Linked DNA regions of Homo sapiens: region 1 is linked to region 2. Evidence: chromatin loops called from intact Hi-C (ENCODE). Cell type or tissue: dorsolateral prefrontal cortex. All regions are shown on one strand. Links, peaks and the distances in the headings refer to the core of each region. The heading gives the core; the rest is flanking DNA.

The links. Peaks named below come from ENCODE experiments on the same cell type or tissue, not always from the same donor. Only the 100,000 strongest peaks of a DNase experiment are listed, where the experiment ranks them.
Region 1: a loop joins it to region 2, with 2.0 times the contacts of the local background. A loop is called at or near these places in 3 of 110 quality-filtered maps.

What each region holds. Positions count from the first base shown.
Region 1 is chr12:80,048,746-80,056,745 of GRCh38, forward strand. No RefSeq gene overlaps it. Among named protein-coding and RNA genes, the nearest start is that of OTOGL, 47 kb to the right of the region's middle. In dorsolateral prefrontal cortex, for the core only: no CTCF peak of the experiment used is centred there; DNase peaks (open chromatin) are centred at 4,466 and 7,576; H3K27ac peaks cover 4,326 bases.
Region 2 is chr12:80,159,988-80,171,784 of GRCh38, forward strand. The region is part of intron 1 of OTOGL (otogelin like); the gene reads left to right. Among named protein-coding and RNA genes, the nearest start is that of OTOGL, 66 kb to the left of the region's middle. In dorsolateral prefrontal cortex, for the core only: no CTCF peak of the experiment used is centred there; no DNase peak of the experiment used is centred there; H3K27ac peaks cover 1,272 bases.

The sequences.
Region 1 (8,000 bases), core at 1-8,000, 110 kb before region 2:
GACTGGAACCATCAGAAGCATTTGCCACAACTGTAACTCTCTTCTTGAAATATTTTCTTCAATTTACTTCTGGAATGCCACTTTCTTGGTTCTCCTGTTCCCTGGTTCTTCTTCTCAGTCTTTTTTGCTGGTTTCTTCTTATATTAGTTTTCTCTTGTTGTGTAAGGAATTACCAAAAATTTAGTGGGCTTTAAACAGATACATTATCTCACAATTTCTATGAGTCAGGAGTCAGGGCATAGTCTAACTGGGCCTTTGGATCAAGGTCATACAAGACTGTAATCAAGGATATGGCTGGACTGCATTCTTACCTGGAGGCTCAACTGGAGGTGATTCTGCTTCTGAATTCACTCAGGCCATTGGCAAAATAATTTTCTTGTGGATGAATGACTGAGGGCCTGGCTCTTTGGAGGTTGTTGGCTGAAGACCACTCTTGATCCTAGAGATCACACTAATTCCTTGCTACACTGGCTTTTCCAGCATAGCTGCATACTTCAAGACCACAAAGAGAGTCTCTTACATCAAGGTCAACCTAGTCCCCTCCCCATCCCCCCTTTTAAGACCTTTTGCCTGGTTAAGTCAAACCCACCAGGAACATCTCCTTTTGATTAACTCAAAACAATTAATTTGGATCTTGATTTCATCTTGAAATCCCTTCAACATTGCCATACCCTGTTGTCTACAAGCAAGTCACAGGTCCTGCCACACTCAAGGGGCAGGACCATACAAGCCATCAACACCAAGGAGTAGAAATTCTAGGGGGTCATCTTACAATTCTTCCTACCACACTCCTCATCTGTTTGACCTTTACAACTGGAATTCCCTTTGGAGGCCGAGGCGGGTGGATCACCTGAGGTCAGGAGTTCAAGACCAGCCTGGCCAACATGTCAAGACCCTGTCTCTACTAAAAATACAAAAATTAGCTGGGCATGGTGGCAGGCACCTGTAATCCCATCTACTCGGGAGGCTAAGGCAGGAGAATCGCTTGTACCTGGGAGGCAGAAGTTGCGGTGAGCCGAGATTGTGCCATTGCACTCCAGCCTGGGCAACAAGAGCGAAACTCCGTCTCAAAACAAAACAAAACAGGAATTCCCTAGGGCTCAATTCTTGGGTCTCTTTTCCTGTTTATTGATTGTGCTTGGATCTCTTTTATTTGCCTCCCCATATTTTCTTTCTCCCCTCCTCTTCTTTGGTTTGTGCTCTAAGAGGTGATTCAAGCACACCATATCAACAGCTTCTTTGCCCTTGACTTTCTGTTGGAGCTTAGGAGGAGAGTGGGATAGAGTATTGCTTCCTCTAGCCTCCTTACTGCTGGGTTGCCTCCCTTGACTAAAGGTTACAGCTCTTGTCAAGGGGAGCATCTCTATTCAGCTACCTTCTCTGGGTTTCTGGTAATTCCTCCTTCCCCTGGACCCATTAGGCTGCCTGGTGTTGGGGTAATACATCATCCTTTATTCTTTATCGAAATTCTGCCACACTATTTAAATAGACCCTTTGTTAAAGTCTTCTCAGATTGTGTGATTGGAGTGTGCTACTTGGACTTACTCGTAAATATACATGCTCTCCCTTTCTGATCTTGTTTAGTCTCATGGATTTAAATTCCATTAATCTACTGATGACCTCTACATTTTTTCCCATAACCTGGACCTCTCCCTTGGGATTCCTACTTGAAATTTCCACTTGGATATATTCTATATACCACAAACTTCACAAGCCCACATCTTCAACTCTGATTCTTATCCAACTTCCAACCTCAAACCTTACTCTTTTTCATACTTTCCAATCTCAGAAAATGGCAATATCAGTCTTCCAGCTACAGAGGCCAAAGAGTCTGGAGTTGTAGCCAAGCGTGGTAGCACTTGCCTGTAGTCCCAGCTACTTGGGAGGCTGAGGTGGAGAATTGCTAGAGCCTAGGAGTTTGAAGCTGTAGTGTGCAATGATTCAGCCTCAACAGCCACTACACTTCGGCATGGGCAACCTATAAAGACGCCATCTCTCTTTTTTAATGATTATTCATAGGCTGATTTTTAATCGATACACAATATTTGTAAATATTTGTAGGGTTCATGTAATATTTTGTTACATGCATAGGGTGTGTAATGATGAAGTCAAAGTGTTTAGGATATCCATCACCTCATGTGTTAATCATTTCTATGTGTTAGGAACATTTTAAGTCCTCTCTTGTAGTTATATTGAATCTTGTAGTTATATTGAAGTATATAATACATTGCTTTTAACTATAACTACTCTACCATAGAACATTAGATTTTATTGATTCTATCTAATTGTATGTTTATACCCATTAATCAGTCTCTTATCCTCCCCAACCCTTACAAGCCCTTCCCTACCTCTGGTAACTATCACTCTTCTCTGCCTCCATAAGATCAATTGTTTTAACTCCCACAGATGAGTGAGAACATGTAATAGTTGTCTTTCTGTGCTTGGCTTATTTCACTCAACATAATGATCTTCAGTTCCATCCATGTTGCAGCAAATGGCAGGATTTCATTTTTGTTAATGGCTGACTAGTATTTCATTGTGTGTATGTGTGTGTGTGTGTTTATCACAATTTCTGCATCCATTCTGTTTCTGGACACTTAGGTTGATTACATATTTTGCTATTGTGAATAGTGCTACAACAAACATGAAGGTACAGGTATTCCTTTGAGATATTGATTTCTTTTCCTTTGGATAAATACCCAGTAGAGGGGATTGCTGGATCATATCGTGGTTCTGTTTTTAGGTTTTTTTTTATTATAAATTTCCATATTGTTTTCCATAGAGACTGTACTACTTTACATTCCCACCAAAAGTGTGTAACAGATCCCTTTTCTCTGCATCCTAATCAGCATTGTTATTTCTTGTCTTTTTGATAATAGCCATTCTAACTGGGGTAAGATAATATCTCATTGTGGCGTTGATTTGCATTTCCCTAATGACTAGTGACATTCAGCATGTTTTCATGTATATGTTGGCCATTTGTATATCTTTTGAGAAATGTCTATTCATGTTCTTTGCTCATTTTTCAAGGGGATTATTTGTTTTTGTTTCTATTTTTTGCTTTTGGGTTGAGTTCCTTGTTTAATCTAGATACTAGCATCTTGTGAGATGAGTAGTTTGGGAATATTTTCTGTCATTCAATAGGTGGCCTCGTTACTCTGTTAATTGTTCACTTTTGCCCTGCAGGAGCTTTTTAGTTTAATACAGTCCCATTTGCCTGTTATTGGTTTTGTTGCCTGTGCTTTTGAGGTTATTACCCATAAAATCTTTGCCTAGATTAAAGTCCTGGAGTGTTTACCCTATGTCTTCTTCTAGTAGTTTTATAGTTTTTATAGTTCTCTTTAAAAAAATCTGGGATAATTTCTGACTCCCCTCTTTCTTTCACACTATCCTTCTGATCCAACAACAATCCTCTTGTCTCTGTCTTCAACATAACTTCAGACCATAACAACGTTTCCCCACCTCCACTGCTTCCCTCCTGGTCCAAGCCCTCATCATCTCTGGTCTGGATTGCTTAAATAGGCTTTTAATTTGTCTCCTTGCCTCTTTCCGTGCTCCTTGTCCTTCACTCCAGTCCTTTCTCACCAAGGCTGTCCTAGTTATCTTTTTAATACATTAGTTATATTATGTTTCTCTTCACCTCTAACCCCCACAGTGGTCTCTCATCTCACTGGGAATAAAAAGTCACAAACATGGAAATGGCTTTGAAGGTTCTATGTGATCTGGCCTTCTGCTCCAATTCTAACTTTTGCTCCTACCACTCTTCTTACTCACTCCTCTCATCACACTCATCTCCTTGCTATTCCTTGAGCCTACCCTGCATGTCTCTACCTTAAAGCCTTTGAACTTCCTGTGCCATCTGCCTGGGACACTTGTCTCCCATGTCATTATAACTGGCTCCCTTAAATATCACATTCTCACTAGGTCTTCTCTAGCTCTCTTTATAAAACAGCATCCTTCCTTCCCTCTTTGATGTTTTTCTTCCCCTTTACCTTAGCTTATTTTCTCTTCCTAGCAGTTCCACCCTCAGACATTATGTATTCACTTGTTTATTTGTGATCTGTTTCCCACACTGGCCCCTCTCCCTCAACTAAAGTGTAAACTCAATAGGATAGGGACTTCGTTTTGTGCACTCATTTTTCTCCAGCACCCAGAACACTGCCCAGCATTTAGTAGCTGCTCAAGAAATAGTTGTTGAATACATGATTGAGTAGATGAATGAAAAGTTATGATTAAGGTATTATCCTACAAGTTGGGTAAGCGATATCTAGAAAATCTGTAGAGTTGTTCTAGGGCTCCTGATCTATATTTGGAAATCGTGGTCCTTGTTTCAAGGCAGTGTCTTTTTTCTCCCACTTTCTCAGGTCCAATGAGTCCCAGTAAGCCACAGTTCCTAACAGCAAGTGAACTGTTTTTTAAACTGCCTACGTGTTTTTGGAAGTCCCAACCCAGCTGCAGCTTCAGGCAGAGTGCCCAGTTCTGGCCAGTCATCTCTCTGAGCCTTGCTCACTGCGTTGGCTTTCTGTTCTTTTTCTGGTCCATGGAGATGTTTATCTTGATTTTGTACCCAGCTAATGTCATAATGCTTTTATCTTTTTATATATTTCCAATCATGGCTGAATGTTTAGAACAGAGGGGTGTGGTAATTTACGAACTCACTAAACCATCTTGATTAGAAGTCCCCACACATTTCCAAATAATGTTTGAAATGTGGCCAAATTTAAAATCCAGGAGACAGTACATAAAAATTCAGATTTACTGTTTATCTTGAAAATTTGTATATTTGGCAACACTAAGCCAGCATTTCTGTATGTGACAACTGACTGGAGGTGAGTACTTGCTAAGACGCTTCAATGGGTCATGCAGTCTACAAGCTGCCAAGTCCTCCCCACTGAACATTTTGTTAAATTTGACAGAAATGACTTCACTCCTTTGCTTTATCTGCCTAACCCTTGTAGGTATTTTAATTTGTGATCCCTATTTTGAGAACGGTCTGAGCAAAAGCATCAGGTAATTTATTAAGAGGTTAGAAAATGAAAACACCAAAACCGAAAACAAAGCCCTTATTTTGAATAATATATGGGGATGGAGGAGAGAGAGAGAGAGAAAGAGCATATTTTATACTTTTTCTCTCTTTAGTGCAAGTTTTTAATTCTAGCTCCGTAGTCACAAAGTTTCCAAACCTGCCAAACTGCAACTTTTCCCTTTTAGGTGAGACATACCATTAAGGACTTTTCCCCCCATGAAAATGGCATATAAAACTTTCTATCAGTGAGTGCCCTGGAATCCAGTGATGCCATTACACAACTGAGAATATAATGTGTCTACTCTTCTGTCAAGGTAAGATTTCTCTAATTTATCAAGAAAGAACTAACTCATTTGATACCGACAAGCTTTTCTTCTGAAATTGAACTGAGTAGTTAAGAGAATCAGATTTTTTTACTCATGCAAGAATCTGTGTAATCATCTCCTCTTACCCATCTATCACAGATACTCTTCCCAGAACAACCTGTGGTCAGTTTGAGGAATTCTTACACCTCTTGAAGTCTAAATGTCTGATTTATCTGAATAGTGACTTCCATTAAAAAACGTACAGGCTTCCCAGCTACTCCGGAGGCTGAGACCGGAGAATGGAGTGAACCCGGGAGGCGGAGCTTGCAGTGAGCCGAGATCGCGCCACTGCACTCCAGCCTGGGCGACAGAGCAAGACTCCGTCTCAAAAAAAAAAAAAAAAAAAAATGTACAGGCTTTGCAAGAGTACGCATGGAATGGGCATTTGCCTAGTTTGTGTGACTTGTGGAGCATCAGGAAAACCTATTGCTCTCTATGTTTGCCTTGCTAGTGGGTCATGGTGCGGAGAGCAACCATGTTTCTTATTTATTCAGGTTAATGCAATGAAACTATTATTGAATGGCAAGTAAATCCTCATATGTTTGTGCCATTTGTCACTTCATTATAGATTTTAGATTTGAAAGGGCCATTTATACAATGCTGCTTCCTGAATACTTCGCCAGAAAACTTATTACACTATGACTTACTACTTATATATACTTATTACTTAACTGTGTCTAGGTAAGGGGGCTTATTGGTGGTCCAGAAAGTTCCATTTTTGAAGGTGTGGTTATAGCCTGTTTTTCTATTCAATTGTTATTTCTCTCCCATAAAAAGTTAGGACTTTTTCTTCAAAACAAACATTTACTATTATTTAGTTACTACATTTCCAAGAAAAATTCATTATATGGGCCGAGATTGAAAGAATATCAAACATCAGGCATGATTAACGTTTAACAGTAAAATTAGATATTATTATCTTGGTTTAATATAACCTTACTTTTTCTCCTAAATTTGAGTTGGATCAATTCACCTTGAGTTACAAATATTGTTTTCATTTATTGTTTTGTTGTTGCTTGAATATTAACACCAATGATTTGTTTCACTCAGAATTTCGTCTCTTTTCAAAAGAGAAAATCTTTGGCTGCTTACTTGGGAAATGGAAGTCAAGTTACAATTTCTTGAGAAGGTTTGGTTCATAGTAAGTGACAGAAAAATGGATTTTTTGTGGGCCCATGTATATCACCTTACCCAGAGGTGAGATAATTCCTTCTGAGCCATCTAGATTTGAGTTTTTCTTAAGTCAGAGCAGGGTCTTTCTTTCTAGAAGTTCCAACAGTTTTCACTGCTCCTCCTTACTGTTCACATATGCCTAAAACTCAAAATGCTCATTTTGTTTTAATCACCTTACGGATTGGCCTACCCTCCCTGTTGGGCTCCTGAGATGTGTTGGAAGTTCATCTTAAAATCCTAATTTCAGTTGAATTATTCTTAAAAATGAGTCTACCCTTTTTTGAGTCCGTAGTAACAGGGTAAATTATTGCTATCACTATTACTGAACTACAATCTAGCTGACGAGGACCAGCAAGGCCTTACCTTTAGTTAGATTTGTTTAGGGAAGCAAGACAGAGGGTCACTCAGGTAACTTTGTTTGTGGATACAGTTCGTAAAGAAGTGACTGGAGGAGCAGCATCAGAGGGAGGCTTCCTCGTAGCTGTGGAAAGTGTCCTTCATGGAACCCCATTCATCGTTTGTTCTGAGTTCAGTTGCTACCACTCTAGTAATGTAATAGCAGTTTTGATTCTCTCTCTCTCAAATTAAAAACTACTTTTGATCATATTGAAGTTCTAATGCCTATCAGCATTACCTTGGAAACTGTTAAAAATGCAGAATCTCAGGCTCACCTGCAGACCTGAATCATATTCTGCATATTGACATGATCCCCAAATCTTGAAAAGTATTGCTTTCATATGCTGGCCTCTTTATTTTCCCCAAGTCCATCAGCTCTCATCTTTTTATCTCTGTTGATCTTTTCGTTATTATTATTTAGTTTAGATTCCACAGTCCATTATTTGCATAACACTCTCACCAATATTCTCAACTCCCTAGTCCTGTTGTCTTAAATTTTTTTTTATCTTTGTCTGACAAATGTCCAAACCTGGATGAATGCATCTGTATTCCTTCTCTATGCCTACACTCGAACAGCCTGGCACTGCCACAGATAGTCTCCCAACAGTGGAGCAGATACAGGCAGATTGGTGCCGACACATGGGGCCTGTTCAGCCTGCCAGTTCTTCCATGTGTCTCTGGTAAATTCTCTTCCTCTGTCTACAACAATTGTTTTAAACATTCTACATTCTATTCAAACCTCGAATATTCTTAACTCCTCCTCATTTGCAGCAGATGACTTCACCTCCTACTTCCCGAAGAAAATAGAAGGCATCAGATGGGAACTCCCTCAGCTTCCTGCTAGCAAATCCATACAGTTCCATCTGGACTCATGTTCTTCTCTTTTCCTCCTATTTTAGTCTAGGGAGTATCCTTCTCATTTAAGCCCAATCCCTCCACCTGTGCTTTGGAAACTGTCTGCTCATGCCTTCTCACTTCATTATCAACCTTACACTATCAGTTTCTTCTCCCTCCCTGCCCCCATTTCTATTTATTCGACA
Region 2 (11,797 bases), core at 1,510-9,509:
AAGTGGGGAAAGGACACCCTATTCAACAAATGGTGCTGGGATAATTGGCAAGTCACATGTAAGAGAAAGAAACTGGATTCTCATCTCTCATTTTATACAAAAATCAATCTGAGATGGATCTGGGACTTAAATCTAAGACCTGAAAATATAAAAATTCTAGAAGATAACGTAGGAAAAACCCTTCTAGACATTGGCTTCGGCAAAGACTTTATGACCAAGAACCCAAAGCAAATGCAACAAAAGTAAATAGGTGGGACTTAATTAAACTAAAAAGCTTCTTCACAGCAAAAGGAACAGTCAGCAGAGTAAATAGACAACCCAAAGAGTGGAAGAAAATCTTCACAATTTATACATCCAACAAAGGACTAATATCCAGAATCTGCAAGGAACTCAAACAAATTAGCAAGAAAAAAACAATCCCATCAAAAAGTGGACTAAGGACATGAATAAGCAATTCTCAAGATATACAAATGGCCAACAAACATATGAAAAAATGCTCAACATCACTAATTAACATGGAAATGCAAATCAAAACCACAATGCAATACCACCTTACTCCTGCATGAATAGCCATAATCAAAAAATAACCAAAATCATAGGTGTTGGTGTGGATGTGGTGAAAAGGGAACACTTCTACACTGCTGGTGGGAATGTAAAGTAGTGCAGCCACTATGAAAAACCGTGTGGAGATTCTTTCAAGAACTAAAAGTAGAACTACCATTTGATCCAGCAATCCCACTACTGAATATTTACCCAGAGGAAAAGAAGTCATTATATGAAAAAGATATTTGCATATGCATGTTTACAGCAGCACAGTTCACAATTGCAGAAGTATGGAACCAGGCCAAATGCCCATCAATCAACTAGTGGATAAAGAAATTGTGGTATATATACAATGGAATACTACTCAGCCCCAAAAAGGAACAAATTAATGGCATTCCCAGCAACGTGAATGGAACTGGAGGCTATTATTCTAAGTGAAGTAACTCAGGAATGAAAAACCAAACATTGTGTGCTCTTATTCATAAGTGGGAGTTAAGCTATGAAGATTCAAAGGCATAAGAATGACATAATGGACTTTGGGGACTCGGGGGAAAGGCTGGGAAGGGGGTGAGGGATAAAAGACTACAAATTGCGTTCAGGGTATACTGCTTGGGTGATGGGTATACCAGAATCTCACAAATTACCACTAAAGAACTTAGTCATGTAACCAAATGCCACTTGTTCCCCCAAAACCTGTGGAAATAAAAAAATTTTTAAAAAGAGAAAGGTATAAATAAAAATGTAGAAAAAGGGAAAAATGAGAGACGTGGAAAAACTGTAACTAGGAGGAGGAGATAAATGAGAATAAGTAGGATATAAATTATAAAAAATTACCTAATGTTGAATAATATTGATAAGAAATTGAGAACCTTTCATAAATTTTGAGTAGAAGAGTAACTTAAATGACATTGTGCTAAAAGAACATTAAACTAAGTAGGCTGGCTTGATAAGACAAATTTTGGAGATGGGATACATTCAACAGGCTGCTTTAATAGAATGGGCAAATAAAATTGAAATGGGTTGGTGGTACGGCAAATAAAGTACAAATATAGAATCTATAGTATTTGGTAATTAACTGAATATAGGGGAAGGGAAGGGTATCTTAGATAACTAAGTTCTCATGGCACTGAAAGAACGGTGCTACCGTTAGTAGAAATATACAAGATAGTGGGAGGAGCAAGGTTTGGGATAAGAGGACATTTTTAAGCTAGGACATACGGGGGAGCTCAAATATTAAAGCCATCTGGAAATGATGGAATGTTATGAAGACAGCATGTGAATATCTGCTTTCTTACAGTCATTTATGGAGTCATAAGGTTGTGAGAAAAGCGTTTCCAAGTATGTTCTTCATTTGAAATTAGCATATAGAAATCAGACTTCAGAACTGATAGGTTTGCTTTGGTAAAGCTCTTCAAAACAAAAGCTTTGCCAATGTTTGGATTTAAATAAATTCCTATAACTAAGAACAGAAACTGCTATTTTCATATTAACAAATTCACTTCCCCAGCACATATGCCACAGTTCCAGAATTACAAATTGAATGAATACACAGTTATGAAAAGAAATTCTAAAGTGATTTTATGGTTTTGATTCCTTGTGAGTTTGGAATTATCATTCTAAGGTGATCTGAAAATTCTTATTCCTCAAAAGTAGTTTATTAAATAGACATCTATCCTTTTCCTTTGAGAAATGGCAATCACAAAACCACAGTCATATTTTTGTCATTGCTCAAGTACCATCGAAATTGCAGTATCATAGAAACAGATGCACTTCTCTAATTATAGAGATGGTGACTTTGTTTATAGGCAAATGCAGTTTTCAAATGTACAACTAGTTCCTTTTTATTAAGTGGGTCTCCTGTGGCTAGAGTGAAGTTAGCTCTCATAAGTATACACAAGGACACCTGTATTAGTTCACTAGGGCTGCCTTAAGAAAATACCACAAACTGAGTGACTTTAAAAAAAACAAATTTATTGTCTGGGTTTTGGAGGCTAGAAGCTTGAAAGCAACGTGTCAGCAGGGTGGGTTCCTTTTGAGGGCTGTGGGGGTAGGATTTGTTCCAGGCCTTTCTGCTTGGCTTGTAGATGGCCGTCATCTCCCCCTGTCTCTTCACATAGTCATCCCTGGGTACATGTCTGTCTCTGTCCAAATTTTCCCTTTTGTGAGGACACAATCATATTGGATGAGGGCCCACCCTCCTGGTCCCATTTTAATTTAATCAGGTCTGTAAAGACTATACCTTCAAATAATGTTACTTTCTGAGGTACTTGGCGTAGAACTCCAATATGGGTTTTTTCTTGTGGGGGGTGGGGTGGACACAATCATTATAGGTGTGTTCATATGACTCATGCACCCCTTGCCCCCACTGCTGAGAATGTGGGATGGAACTCCTGGATGATAGGCTGACACAGACAGTTCTTTCAAGGAGGAAAATTAATAATCAATGGAAAGATGATGATTTGTTCACTGGGTCCTCTTTACTATTAGACTAAAGATATTCTTTCCAAAAAAATGGAGCCTGGATACATCATAATTATCTATCTGTCAGTAAAAGCAATAACTTTTTAAAAAAAATTCCAGGAGAGTTTTTATTTTATTTATTTGTCATAATTAACTTTTATTTAACTTAATTATAAGTTGCTGATGATAGGGCATTGTCTTATGCCCAACATACAGTTGTTCTTATGCCCAACATATTGTAAGTTTATTAAATAAGTGAAATAATGAACAAATAGTTTATGAGATTCTGTTGTATACCATTGCATTATCATTTGGAGAGAAGAAAGAGAAAGAGGAAACAAATAGTGGAATGACAGAATCCTCTCTGTAAATAAAATAAAAATAAAAATTATAGAATATCAGAATTTGGAGACCATTGTAGGAGAAATTCAGTCTCCCTTTTCACAATGGAGAATTGATGTTCAAGCAGATCAACGTTTCTGAGATCATAGGGGTAGTTAGTATCAGGCTTAGGAATAATATGGCATAGTGGAGGCACTTTGAAATCAGAGTTTTTATTGCTGCCATTTTTTATACAGGCATTATTTAGATCTGCAGGTCAATTAAGGATTGGCTGATCTCAGCTGGGCTCAGCTGGGTGACTGTTAATGTCATCTAGGCTCTCTCGTGTCCTCTCAGTTGATCTAGGCTGGCCTTGGCTGGGGTGATTTGGCTTTGTCCTTCATGTCTTTCATTTTTCTTTTGGGATCAATGGGCCCAGTTGGGTATGTTTTTATGGCAATGACAGAGGAGCAAGAGAGCAAGCCCAACTGTTGCAAGCATTTTCCAAGCTTTTAGTTATGCTATGTTGCTAATATTCCATTGGTAAAGTCAAAGGGCTGAGCCCAAGGTAAAGGAGAAGGATATACTCTCATTCTTCAATGGGAGAAACAATGAAGTCACATGACAAAGGCCACAGATAAAAGGGGAGGCTATGAAGAATTGAGGCCAATAATCTACCACAAATGATGAAAGATGGGGACTGAGAGATAGAAGGTGGGAATTTATAAGATGTGTGCTTTTCCCCTCAAGAATAGGGTACCCAAAATCTTGGCTCTACTGTGTAACTTTGTGAAAATTGGCTATCTAGCTTCAGTTTCTTCACCTATAAGCAGAGATTAACGATATCTATATTGTTGTATAATTGTGAAGAATATGGAGATGTTAGTTATAAAACTTCATCATGTAGTATATTTTGAATTTGTTAGATTCCTTTCCTCTTCTCCTTCAAGGTACTATTTCAGGGTATACATACCTAAAAAACTAGAAGACCATTACAAAGCAAATAATTTTGGGTGTTTGTTTAAATGTTTGTGCTGTTTACCAGTGAAGCCACCTTGTCCTCTAGTCTTCTTTGGTGGGAGGTTCTGATTAGAATTCAGTCTCTTTCCTTGTTATAAGTCTGTTCAAATGTTCTATTTCTTCTTGTGTCAGTTATTGTAGTTTGTGTTTTACTAGGAATTTGTTTCATCTAAGCTTCTGAATTTGTTGACATATAATTGCTCATAGTATTGTCTTATAATCCTTTTATTTCTCTAAGGTAGGTAATAATGGCCACATGTTCATTTCTGACTGTTTCATGGCTTTTGATGTACCCTGAGTCTTCTAATCCATTGCAGTCATTATCCTTGTTGATGTTGTATTAACGCATCCCTGTTCAGTGAGACTGTCAGGCTGGCTCCTGTATCTGGGTGACACCACTTCATGAGCCCATGGCAGCGTCTTTGATCTGTGAGACACTGAGATGACCCAGTGTACTAGTTCATTCTCACACTGCTATAAAGACATACCTGATGCTTGGTAATTTATAAAGAAAAGAGGTTTAATTGGCTCATGGTTCTGCAAATATATACATAATGATTTATTGTGCATTACTGATTGTGCATTAATGTAGAGGAGGAAAAAAGGGGAAATTTCTTGGTATGAAGAGGATATTCAACAAAGATGAATGGACAGGAATAGAGAGGGTATTCCAAGGATAGAAGGGGACTGGCATAAAATAAAATGAGGAAATGGTGTTGAAATAAATAAAATCAGAAAATAGTCTCATGATAGCGCTTTCTCCCTGTGTGGGATACTAGAGTAGGAGGCATGTGCTAAATGGGTCTTGAAAAAATTTGCAAGATATTTCTTGTCTTATGTCTGTCCAGTACTTTTTCTTCTCCTAGGATTCTTTAGAGATTTGTAAAACTGGAAAGAAGATCTAAAGAGATTGAAATGACATGTGCTTTGCTTCTCTCCTATTTTCTGATCTTTTCCATTTATTCTAATCTTTGCTGTGGACATATATACCATTGTGTTCTTTATTCATTAAGCATTTATCATGGGCCAACTATGTGCAAAGTATTATATCTGATTTGAGGTGATGAGTTAGTGGTTGTGGGATGTGTGTACAGAGATATATGACAAAGGTTTCTGCTGTCTGGAAACTGGATATTCTCAAGTTGTTCCTTCCACCCACCTGCAGTAATTTACATTCTTCTTTCTTGCACTATCTACTTTGCTTTTTATCTCAGGCTGACCTCTATGAAAAGGATCAACTGAGCTCTGTTTCTTCTGTCTTCCATTTGAGTTTAGTTGATTGGATGCACCAGTAAGGGGGAAGAGAGTTTGATTCCTGCCCTGCGGGCCTGAGGTTTGGCAGTGGCTGGATTTATACAAGTCACAGATCCCATCCAGCACCCAGACCTTTCCTACAGCTACAGCTACAGCTGCCCTGAGTTCTGGTAACTGCTCCTTCTCTTACCCCTTTAGGCCTAAATGTAGTAATAGCTTCCACTGTTGCCAGTCCTGAGGTGCTTCATCAATAGTTGTTGGTTTCCCTTAATCCCATCCATACATTTGTACATAGTCCCTTCACTAATCCTTCTTCAGTTACTCCTTCTGATTGTGCCATCTGTGTTCTGTCAGGACCCTGGCTGATACACCTTCCTGCTGTAAAGCCAATATGTGAATTGAGAGACAGATGGTGGTAATGTGCTTTCCTTCTGAGTACAAGATTTGCTGGATTAGTGATACCCAATTTTTAAATATATATTTTCATACATTTTCCTTTTTGTTTGCAAGATGCTTTTTATTGTTGCTATTTGTCTTCTCTGAGATATTAAAGATAGCATGTACAGTGTAGTATAGTAGCTTTTCCTTTCCTCTCTCCCTCCCTTCTTCCTCTCTCTCTCTCTCTCCCTCCTTTCCTCCCTCTCTTCCCTTTCTTTCATTCTTTCTTTGTTTCTACATATTTTATTTTAAATATGACAATATACATACACACATGCATACATATTTAAAATTCACCTTCTACATTATTAGACAAGCTCTTCCTCTAAATGCTGATTTTTCACAAATTATTTTCATTTGTGTAATCTAAGTCATAAATCTAAGTCTTGCTCTTATTTTCAAAGATGTAGCTCTTTTTGCCAAGTAAACCATATTGTCCTTTCTCTCTTTTCACCTTCTTCACTGGAATTCACGTGAATGAATAAATGTCTATTCTATTTGGCCTCTCTTTCAAAAGATTTGATAAATACCTAACTTCTGAAAGCCCCAAAGAAGTAAGTTCATTTCCATTCCAAAGATAAACAGGCTCAGAGATTTACTCTGCTCCATAAAATTAACAAATATATAAATTGTAGATAAGGAATTGGAATTTCTGTTTCTGATTCCAAATTCCATATATCTCACTATATTTACTGTAACCTATTATTTGTTCATATATAATAGCAGATAGTAGTGGAATTCCTAATGTATATCAATCACTGGGATGCAGAGATGGTTTAAAAATTCTCACAGTTCAGAGGAGTACATGGTGAGATAAATAAAGCACGAATTGGAGACTTATGGCAACAGAGTCAGAGGGCAGAAAAAAATGCTGTGCTCTGGGAAGGTAGGAGAGACTCCTCAGAGAAGAAATATTTAAGTCAAGTCATCATATTTAAGTAAGACTTTCCTAGGCAGAATGAATTTCGGGGAGGAATAACTGATATTGCCTTTATTTTAAATTTTGATATTTTATCTTTTTTTGCATTGATTTTTTAAAATATTGCATAAAATATTTCCCTTGATGACTGAGTTTTTTTGGCATCCCTTTAAACTTTGTGCTGAAGCAAATGCCCTGTTCTTCTAGCTCTAGTCTTTTCCCTGGGAACAGTCACGGAGTTGGAAAAGAAACAGATTTACCAGCAAATGGCGAACAATTCAGCCTTAGTAGAGTGAAGGGTGCAAGTCCGTGGGAGTGGTGGGGAGGTGGAGATTCTCCAAAGACAGTTGAGGGCTGAATTGTGAGGCGACTGTGTAATAGGCTAAAAATTTTGGTTTTGATTTTTTAAAAGAGTAATTGGAAGGCTTTTTTAAAAATCAAGAATAATATCATCAGATTTTATTTTTGGAAGAATCCTTTATAGAGGACTGAGTGAATCAGTGCAAGACTTGAAGCAAGGCAATAAACTGAGTTAGTTTCATTAAACAAAGTAAGAACTATTGAGAACCTAAATAAAAGTGAGATAGATATTAATTTGGGTAATATAATCTTATAATTAAAATATTTTATGCTAATTATAGAATTTTAATTTTTTTCTTCTAGGAATGTTCATCTGGCCAAAAATTATTTTGAAAATGTCATCATCTGATTTTCTACCTTTTAATATTTCACTTGTCTCTAGTTAAGCTATAAAATAATGGTGAAGCATAACTTCACACATCTAATTTATCTGATAAACACTGTTTTTCTCGTTCTCAAGAAAATCAACAGCAGGAAACCTCAGAGTTGATTTTGTTTAGCCTCTTACCACATAGCGGAAAAAAATGGAAAATAAGTGCAAAAAGCCTGAGAAATTGAAAGTACACTCTAGTCACTTGAGAATTATCTCTCATAATCCTTTACAAACTTTTCTTTTCTCTTCTTTTCTTTTTTCTTTTCTCCTCTCCTCTCCTTGCCTCTCCTCTCCTCTCCTCTCTTCTCCTCTCTTCTCTTCTCTTCTTTTTTTTTGGAGTGCAGTGATCTCGGCTCACTGCAGCCTCAACCTCTCAGACTCAAGAGATGTTCCCATCTCAGCTTCCCAAGTAGCTGAGACTCCAGGCGCACGCCACCACACCTGGCTATTTTTGTATTTTTTGTAGAGATGATGTTTTGCCATGTTGTCCAGGCTGGTCTTGAACTCCTGAGCTCAAAGTGGTCTGGCTGCCTCAGCCTCCCAAAGTGCTGGGATTTCAGGCTACAAACTTTTTCAACCCTAATAAGGAGAAAGTTCCTCCACTACAAAATGCTCAACTCATCCTAATGTTTTTTCATTTGTTTACCTAGCAACATTCTTTCACTCTATAAGATATTTTTAAAAAATATAGCCTATAAGAGAACAATTTGTCCACGTATAGTTCAACCAGGGTTATGTCATATTTCATTATTTAAATCATGCTATTTTTTGGGGGGATCACAGAATAACCATACTGGGGAATTAAGATATGAAAATGATAAAAGTCAACTGCTGATGGATTTCATGTTCCTCATCACTTTGCACCGTATCATCAGCAAGAAAGTATGAAATTAAAAAGAATGAAGAAAAGGCTGTAATAAGTTTGTCCTGGAAAAATATGAGTTACTTTGTGAAGTAATAAGTAACTTTATTTTGGCAGTCATTGTTGGCAGACGTGGAAGATATTGTTTAATAGATTTTTCTGACTGTTTTCCTAATAGGGCATCTTCATCATGAACCTCAATGCCAAGTGTCTTATCTTGTAAGTTATGATATCTTCTTTCAGGGGACAGAGAAATAGGAGTTGAGAAACTAGTTTCTAGTTTGGTGAACAGAACCTTCTCTAAGCAATTAGGAAAATGAGTATGTATCTGTAGCAGATGTTAATTAGGGTTCTGTAATCATCTTTCCCTTTCCTTGCTTCTCCGTTATTTCCATTCCTTTTCTTTCTGCTAACTTGGGCATTTATTCATCCCCAAAGTTTCACATATCTTCTCTAGACTGGTGGCTCAATCTCCTCAACTCATTCTGTACTTCAGATATCTAGAGCTATAGTCTTGTTTGCCTTCTAGATTTTTTTTTCTTAGAATAGCTCAGTTTCTAACAGTGTACAGTGTAATATTTCAGATTGCCCTGCCTTTGCAGAAGATACTACTATTGGCTTAGTCAACTCAATTTGAAACCTGTGAATAACCTTTCATTTTTTTCATGTTTTCCTTTTCCTAGAACCTTATCTTCTTGATATTTTCAGCACCTCCTCTTTCATCCCTCCATTTCCATCCTCACAGTATGTCATTCATTATGACATGACTAGACCATTGCAGTAGCTGCTGCCTGGTCTTCCTTCCTTTGTGTTTAGCATTCTTGTCCCCTCTCCTCCAAATTCTAATTTAATCCGGGAATTTGAACTTTGGGATTGATTGTGTCACATCCTGCTCAAAACTCACTGTTTGCTCCTTCTCGTTTACTAATTAAGGTCACACATTCTATAGTCCTAACCTATCTATTTAATTGCATTTAGCTATTGTTTTATTTTTAAATTTACATAGTGTGACACAATTTTTTTTGCTATGCAGTTTTATGAGTTGTGAGAATGAATAATGTCATGTCACCATCACCACAATCACAATAAATCGGTTTTGTCACCCCCAAATCTTTCCTTTTGATGTTCCTTTGTAGTCAAACTCTTCTTCTGTCCCTGAGCCTTGGCCATAATTGATCTTTTTTCTGTCCTTATAGCTTTGCCTTTTCCAGAACATGACCTACATGCAATCATACAGTATGTAATATTTGGATCTAGATTCTATCACTTAGCAGGACACATCTGTCCTTATTGCATATATCGATAGTTCATTCCTTGTAATTGCTGAGTAGTATTCCATTGTATGGATCACCAAAATTTTCTTATCCATTCATTAAAGGACATTTGAGTTATTTGCAATTTGGAAATTATGAATAATGCTACTATCAACATTCACATGTAGATTTTTATGTGAATATATCCTTTCATTTCTTTTGAGTAAATACCTAGGAGTAAATGAGTGGGTCATATGGTAAGTGGATGTTTATCTTTGTAAGGAACTGTCAAACAATTTTCCAGAGTGGTTATACCATTACATTTCCAACAGGAATGTATGGGTATTCCAGTTGCTCTGCATCCTTGCCAGTGCTCACTTTGTCAGGGGTGTGTGTGTGTGTGTGTGTGTGTGTGTGTGTGTGTATGTATGTGTGTGTGTGTATGTATGTATGTGTGTGTGTATGTGTGTTGTTTTTTAGCTATTCCAGTCCATGTATACTGATATCTCCTTGTGACTTTAATTTGCATGGCTCTAATGACTATTGATGGTGAAAATATTTTTATGTGATTATGTGCCATTGGTATATTTTTTTGGTGCAGTGTCTTGATATTTTCTACTCATAGTTTGTTGGTTTTTTCTTTTCCTTTTTCTTTTTTTTTGAGATGGAGTCTCACTCTGTTGCCCAGGCTGGAGTACAGTGGCGCGATCTTGGCTCACTGCAACCTCTGTCTCCTGAGTTCAAGTGATTCTCCTGCCTCAGCCTCCTGAGTATCTGAGATTACAGGTGCTTGCCACCATGCCCGTATAATTTTTGTATTTTTAGAAGAGATGGGGTTTCACCATGTTGCCCAGGCTGGTCTTGAACTCTTGACCTCAGGTGATCTTCCCGCCTCGGCCTCCCAAAGCGCAGGGATTACAGGCGTGAGCCACTGTGCCCAGCCTTCTTTTCTTATTACTGAGTTTTGAGAGTTTCTTTTTTATTTTGTATACTCTGTCAGTTATATATATTTTTCTCCCAGTCAAAAGCTTGTCCTTTTAGTCTCTGAACAGTGTTTTTTATAGAACAAAATATTTTAATTTAGCTGAAGTTTAATTTATCAATTTTTCTTTTATGGATCATGCATTTGGTGGCATACCTCAGATTTCTTTGTCTAATACAAATGCATGGAGATTTTCTCTCTTGTTTTCTTCCACAATTTTTATAGTTTCACATCTTACATTTAGGTCTATAATCCATTTTGAGTTTGTATGTGTATGTGTATAAACTGTGAGTCATAGGTTAGGATTAATTTCGTTTTTTGAGTCAGAATCTCATCCTGTTGCCCAGGCTGCAGTGCAGGGCATGATCAGAGCTCACTGCAGCCTTGACCTCCTGGCTCAAGTGATCCTCACGCCTTAGTCTCTCAAGTAGATGGGACTTACAAGAATGCACCACCATGCCCATCTAAATTTTTTTTTGTATTTTTTTGTAGAGATGGAGTCTCACTATGTTGCCCAGGCTGGTCTCAAACTCCTGGCCTCAAGCAATCCTCCCACCTCAGCCTCCCAAAGTTCTGGGATTACAGACATGAGCTACCACTCCTGGATGAGGTTCTTTGTTTGTTTTTTTGTTTTGCACGTGGAAGTCCAATTGTCCTAGCACCATTTGTTGAAAAGAACAGCATTTGCACCATTGCCAAATATCAATTGACTATGTTTGTGTTGGTATTCTTTTTGATTTTTTATTTTGTTTCATTGATATTTATCTTTTCACTAATACCATACTGTTTTGATCACTGTAGTTTTATAGTAAGTCTGAAAAATCAGGTTCTGTGAACCCTCCAAATTTCATCTTCCTTTGGTTTTGAATTGTTTTGGCTATTCCATATAAATTTTACCATCAGCTTGTTTATATCTACCAAACTTCTCCTGGGTTTTTTATTGGGAGTTGATTAAATCTACAGATCAATTTGGGGAGAATTGATTTGTTAACAATATTCAGTTTCTAGTCCA